Linked DNA regions of Homo sapiens: region 1 is linked to region 2. The links are chromatin contacts, found by Hi-C in ENCODE. All regions are on one chromosome and are shown on one strand. Each heading gives the region's core, a stretch centred on a gene start or an enhancer-like site at or near the end of the contact. The rest is flanking DNA. Distances are from core to core; before and after follow the strand shown.

The links. Hi-C counts contacts between places; a loop is a spot of excess contacts on that map. Pooled maps may share reads with other maps.
Region 1: a pooled map shows a loop between it and region 2 (10-fold over the local background). The contact joins the promoter of CHIC1 here to the promoter of PJA1 in region 2. A Hi-C loop is called at or near these places in 7 of 50 pooled maps.

Annotation. Positions count from the first base shown.
Region 1 is chrX:73,561,593-73,565,165 of GRCh38, reverse strand. CHIC1 (cysteine rich hydrophobic domain 1) reads right to left here and starts at 1,969. Exons shown (of 6, transcript NM_001039840.4): 1 at 1,586-1,969. The coding sequence starts at 1,881. It also overlaps the pseudogene MAP2K4P1. RefSeq lists a silencer at 1,990-2,049.
Region 2 is chrX:69,163,668-69,166,921 of GRCh38, reverse strand. It overlaps PJA1 (praja ring finger ubiquitin ligase 1), which reads left to right and starts at 1,469. Exons shown (of 2, transcript NM_001032396.4): 1 at 1,469-1,550.

The DNA of each region.
Region 1 (3,573 bases), core at 720-3,219, 4.4 Mb before region 2:
TAGTGACAAAAGGAATGGAAGTAAAACCGTGCAATAAGTTGGCATCTGAATATTGTAGGCTATCTGCAAAATTCTTGGACCAAGAAAAATTGTCTTAAAATTTCCTAATCAAAAAGCAGCTCTAAAACCCTCCCCCAACACTTCCCCAATTTCAAAATATTTGTTAATATATTTGATGCAAAGATTACGAAAGTATATTACAATTAAAATACTCAACATATCACGCCTGTAGTCCCAGCTACTCAGGAGGCTGAGGCAGGAGAATTGCTTGAACCTGGGAGGCAGAGGCTGCAGTGAGCCAAGATTGCGCCACTGCACTCCAGCCTGGGCAAAAGAGTGAGACTCTGTCTCAAAAAAAAAAAAAAAAAAAAAAACTCAACATGTTAAAAATTGAAGCTAATATAAGGGAGGTAGCATATATATGATTTAATGTAACATGAACTCAATTGAAAGTCAAAGGGACTAGGTGAGCCATTATCAAAACCAGAGGCAGCATGACATAACAACAAAAGGCAACCTATTTTGAAAATGCAGTAAAAGATAGCATAGTTCAGAGGATGAACATGACACAGTACTCAAACTTCCAAATAGTTATGGTCCAAGCAAATAAAAATGAGGAAGCACTCTTTAAATCCCGGAGAATCATCAACATTTTTGCCTTGTAGCTGTTATGAAGTCCCTCCCCATTTTATTTTCTGAAATATTCAATTTTTCCTCAAGATTTCAATTTTTTAAAAAACCACCCTGGATAAATTTTAAAGAAATTATGCTCAGCTCCCAAAGTATTAATTTCCATATATATTTAATGCCTGTATATTTCATACTTGGGCATACAAAATCCCTTGGAGGTAAATTATCTCAGAACTGAAAAGCTTTAGAAACCATCTACTCCAAACCCTTCATTTTAGAGATGAAGAAATCAAGGCGCAGAAATGAGAAAAAGCAACCTGACCAAGGTCACAGGGCCAGTAAGAAGCAAAACCGGGACCAGCGTCTAAGAGCCCTGACTCAATCCATTTCTTTTTCTACTTTCCATAGCTGCCTCTCATCCTGAACCTCTAATCGAGTGATATATAAGGAAGGATTCGATAGGAAGAATGGATGGATGAATACGTGGGTGAATGAACATTCTATTATTATTCACAAAATATATCATGTTTCTGTTTTGAAGAATGCAAGCCTAGTTCTTGTCACATGTCACAGCAATTGCTGTTTCCCACAAAGTATCAATCTTGTCAGCAAAAAACCCTCTGGTACATCCTGCAGTTTAGAGACTGTTCACTTGCCAGCATACATACAAGAAAGGAGACTCACCCCTACTCCAATCGCTCTGGCTCCCAAACCCCTAACTTCCCTCTCCTATACTCACTCTTTACCTGGCATTGGTGCATCATATTTACATTCTCCTCACTTCCTTCACACGTATCCACCCATGGTTTCCCCATTTAGACCAGGTGTCCTTTCCTAAGTGTACGCCTCAGTCAATCAGTCAACCCTCCCCCACTCCACAGGCCCCTCGATCACTTCTCATTCCTCTGTTGCCAAATCTCAGGCATTTCAAGTCCCAAGACCCCCTCTCGCTTACACAGTGATGTGGCCGGCACCCCGCACTAATACAGGGTCGGGAGCATATCTCCGCAGATGCTCCTCGCTCACTACCCGAGGCGGGGGCGGCGCTTCCTCCTCCTCTTCCTCCTCCTCCTCTTCTTCCTCCTCCTCCTCTTCCTCCTCTTCCTCCTCATCCTCCTCGTCATCGTCGGGCCCAGATACCGACGACGACGACGACGGCGACGACGACGACGTTGCCGCTTCTTCTTCCTCCTCCTCCTCCAGTTCCGAGATGGTGTCGAACTCCGCCATGTTGGGCAGCAGGATGCTCATCACGTGACCTCGCGATCGCCGCCACGCTCCCGGAGAAGAGTTTGAACCTGCCGAGGTGCTGCAAGAGGAGGGGGAACGAAATGAAGAGAAAGAGGAGGGGTGTAGGGACAGGATTTGAGGAGACGCGCCTGCGTGTTGGGCAGACGGGGGGGTGGGGGGGCGGCTGCTGGAGGCGGGGGCACTAGAGAGGAGCAAAGTCAGTGTACGCTTGCGCAGCTCCAAGGGGAGGGGGCCGCTAGAGGTGAACTCCAAGGAGTTATCCAGGTCCGGTCTGCGGGTGCTCGCCTTAATACTGCTCTCTGAGCGTCAGCTACTTGTATTCGGGGTATCTTCTGATTTTATTGCTTATTAATTAATGCTGGGCATTATTAACCCAACTGCAGGCGGGTGAGAGAAAGCATATTGTATAAAAGTAAGGTTAGAACTTTGTCCAAAATATCTCAAGGTATATACCAATCCCTTACGTTTGTTCAGCATTACAGTTTAAAAGCCTTGCGTCATAACTTTGCCACAATCTTGGGAGGCAGGGTAAGCACTTTTATTAGCATTTTACTTAAGAGGAAACTTTTTACTACTTCTCCTATGTAATACTTAACGGAGGACTTATTAACTCAGGGACTGTGCTAAGTGCTCTGTATGTATATCTCATTTAATCCTCTGCAACCCTATGAGGTATGTATCATGATGATTTTATATTACAGATGGGAAATCTAGGTGCAGAGAAAATAAGTAATTTGTCCAGTGTCAGGGAGCTACTAAATGGGAGACCTGGTTTTAAATTTGGTGGTCTCTTCTGATTCCAGAAGCCCAGTACTCTTAACCAAAGGGCTGTACTGCCTGAAGTTGTTTGGAAAGATTTTGTAGAATGGTGCCTCTTGGGCTCTTCCTTAAAAGATGAATCAGAATATGCATGTTTGAATTTTGGAGTGTTTTTTGGGGGAGGGGGCGGATGGAGGGGGTGAAAGGAGCATTCCAACCTAAGGAAACCTTAATTAACATCATCCATTTTCCAGACACTGAGCTAGACCCTCACATACAATATTTCAGTTAACCCTTAATCCTGAGAGGTAAGTATCATTATATCTATTTTATTACATGACAAAAGTGGGTCTCAGAAGTTTAAGTAATTTATTCAAGTCTATGGTGACCTTTTGTTCAAAATTTTCCATTTTAAATGGTCTATCCTATCTTCTTTACACTCACTAAAATGTTGTGGGGATCACATATTTTGCGTATCTAAATAGTGTGCCAAACTGTTTCATACTTGGCAGCAGCACAAAAATCCATATCATTAAGACAGTAAAGTCACACAGCTGCTAAGTAACAGAACAAACACTGTAATCCAGGCATTCTAATACCAGCTTCACTGCTCTTTCTGCTACTCTACGGCTGCATCCCAATCAGATGGTGTGTCTCTGGGGAAACAGACATAGTCAAACTTTAATTTAGGATGAGCACGACATTATCAGTATAAACAAAGCATTTAATGTGTGTGAAGTAGGAAGAAATTAGTTCTGTAAGAGAAATGAATCAAACCATTATCATCAAGGAGTATGTGTTATTAAAATGAAAAGCCCATTTTTATTCAAAAGTTGGTTTATTTAGGGAACTTTAAAAATAAGTCGGAGATCGAGACCATCCTGGCTAACAAGGTGAAACCCCGTCTCTACTAAAAATACAAAAAAAATTAGC
Region 2 (3,254 bases), core at 220-2,719:
AAGTAGAATTGCTAGATGAAAATGTATCTCCATTAAAAAATTTGATAGTTTCAGATTTCTCACCAATGAAGTTCTATTATTGTTATTATTATCATCATCATTTTGAGATGGCATCTTGCTTGGTTGTCCAGGCTGGAGTGCAGTGGCGTGATCTTCACTCACTTCAGCCTCAACCTCCTGGGCTCACACAATCCTCCTGCTTCAGCCTCCTAAGTAGTTGGGACTACAGGCACACACCACCAGCTTGTCATATCTTTCTCAGTGAATAAAGCAACCTGTTTTGTTCTCTTTAGTTCTTTTTACTTTGAGTTCTCGATGTTTAGGATATTGATATTGTTACGAGTTTGTTTCCTCCTTCCTTTCCTTCCTTTTTTTTTTTTTTGCTTCTTTCCTTCCCTCATTCCCTCTCTCCCTTTTTTCTGCTAGTATTTTACTCTCATATATTTTTTATTCCTATTTCTGCTTTAGGTGAAACTCACATAAATAGAATATAACTTAGCTTTTAAAAACAAAATGCTCAAAATAAGAGTTTGGTTTTTATTAGGAGATGTTAACCCATAATGCATGCTGATATATTTGGATTCCTGCATTTTTGTTTTCTTTTTGCATCCTTTTTTTTGTACCCCCCCAGCAACATTTCTTGACCTTTGTTAAGAATGAGTTTTTCTCTTTGTTCCACATATTATTACTTTAATGGTTTGAAAGTTATACATTTTATTTCTATTATGTTGTTACCCCTAAGATTTTTGTTCTATTATGCATTTTGTTTCCAGTAAGAACAAAACTTTGCTACTGTTGTGAACATGGGAAATGTTTACATTGGCTGTAAATACTAGAGTTCCATTATAAAGCGCAATTTAAAGACTTCAGAATTCAGTAAAATGGTATAAATCCAAAAGGCGTAACTACAATATTTTTAACTGCAATGCAATAACAGAATATGAACCTGTGTTGTGTCCTATGATCTCTTGGACAGAGAAGCTTGGTTTTGTGATTAGCAGCAACAAATTCAACATAAACAGCTTCAATTTGCTTTAACCATCAGGTTAAAAAAAATTTAAGCTTACTGCAACCCTAAATATGGTTTCACAGTTTTAATACTTTCGGTACAACCATAACACGTAACATAGGATGTGATGTAGTAACGTAATTACTCTCACATTGGACTTAATCAGAAAGAATTTGCAGATTTTATTTTATTTATTAAAAAACCAGAAGGCAATATAGCTAAATGTTTAACATTAGTTAAAGCTGGGTGTTTGTGACATTTTTCGCTGTCCTTTTCTGTATCCTTGACGATTTCATCATTTAAGATGAAATAATGCTTTCGGGCCCACCCTGATTTGTGGAGAGCAGCTGCCGCCCCCGCCACATCAAGGAGGCGGGCTCCAGCTGACTTCACAATCACTTCCGCCGCCGCAGTCGCCGCCCGCCCCGCTGCTGTCTGGCGGGGGAGGAGCTCGGGACCGGGAGCAGCGGCTCTGGCGGTCGTGGCGGTCGGAGATCCGAGAGCTCTGCTTCTCTGAAAAGCGTGTGGCTTTCTGGACTTGGTGAGTGAAAGGCTGATTGTTTCCTCGATTCATCCGGGCGCTGGCGGTGGCGCGAGTGGCCGGGCGCGGGGCGAGTGGCCGGGCACGGGGGCGAGGATTTTGGGGGGTTCCTGGGAACTGCTTTTCAGGTTCGCCCCTCGGGAAGGGGTGGGGCGGACGCGGGACCTGACTGCAGAGTGAGGCCCATGTCCTCCATCGGCCTGTTCTGGGGCCACATCTTCCGCTGCCGGAACCCCTTTGGTGTGGCGCGGTCCCCACTCGAGTGGCTTTCATCGCTATTGGGAGGGCAGTGGTGGTCGCGGCCCTCTCCCACTTCTCCCTGCCTCTCCTCCCCTCTCCTTCCTTCTTCCCTCCTCGGCCCCTTTGCGGAGCACTCCGTGGCCTTTCTTCCCATATTTTGCTGTTGTTTTGCCAAATGGTAAATGGTTAAGATTTTTAGGTAAAAATACTGTTCCCAGGGAAAAAATTGGAAGGAAAAAATAATTATTCTCAGGGAAAACTAGACCCACGCACGCCCTTTTCTTTCATTTTCCCTCTCCCCTGCCACATCGGTTGGGGTCTCCCGTTTGAGCTGATGGCCTTTTCCCACCTCTTTTTATGACATTGCGTCCCCCCTACCCCCCACCCCCCGTGTGTCGCGAGCACGCGCCCCCGCACAGAAGCCTTCCATTGCAGCCCCCTCCTTGCCCCTCCATCCTCAAGGTTCCAGTGCTTCCCCTCCCCCGCGCATGCGCAGGCACACGCAGCACACACCCTCTCACACACCCTCACACCCTCACACCCTCCCATGCCTTCCCCCTCCTCTATCCGCCTACCACATACACACCTCTAGCACCGGCCCCCTCCCTGCTCGGCCTCTGCGTGCTCTCGCGAACACATGCCTATTCACACACCCCCTCCGGCTGCCCTCCTTCTTCCTTCCTGTCATATACACACATAAGGACATCCTTCTATCGCTGGCCAGTGACATACATATGTAGCCACATGTGCTCATTCATACCCCCTTCTCAAATGCTCTCCTCTATTGCTCTGTCTGCCACGTGTGTCAGACACAGCTCTCTTTTGCTGGTCCCTGAGGTGCACACACTCGCACTCACATAAATCCTTCTACGGGGACACAACCTGCCTCCCTGCTTGCCATATCCACACAGGCAGGCATCATTCTTTGATTGCCTGCCTCTGTTCCATCCACCTCAAGCACATCCCTCTCCAGTGCTGCGCACCCCCCACCCCCGCTTCCATTTGTGCCTGCTGCATTTGCTCACACTGACATTTCTCCATTGTTGCCTCCCATTTTGACTAACATACACACACACAAACTCTCAGACACTCCTCTCCATTGCCAACCATACACTCCTCTGCCTGTGACATACGCATAAACATGGGCATCCTTCTGTAGTTTCAGCTGCCTCACATACAGCTACACACACAAACACCTTCCCTTTCCTCATACATACACGCACCCCTCTCCTCCAAAGCCACCCCACCCATGCCTGTCATTTTCATACCCACATCCAGAATGGGTCTCATTCTAACACTCATACCCTTTCCCCCTACAAACGTAAACATCCCTCTGTTGCAGGATTACTGGTCCCCTTCCACCTGTCCCTCTCCTCTTGATAGACAGACACATAGGCACTCGTGCACACACGGCGATCTGTATTTTCCACTCTATTCCAATTTGCATTTCTCCTGTATGTCTGC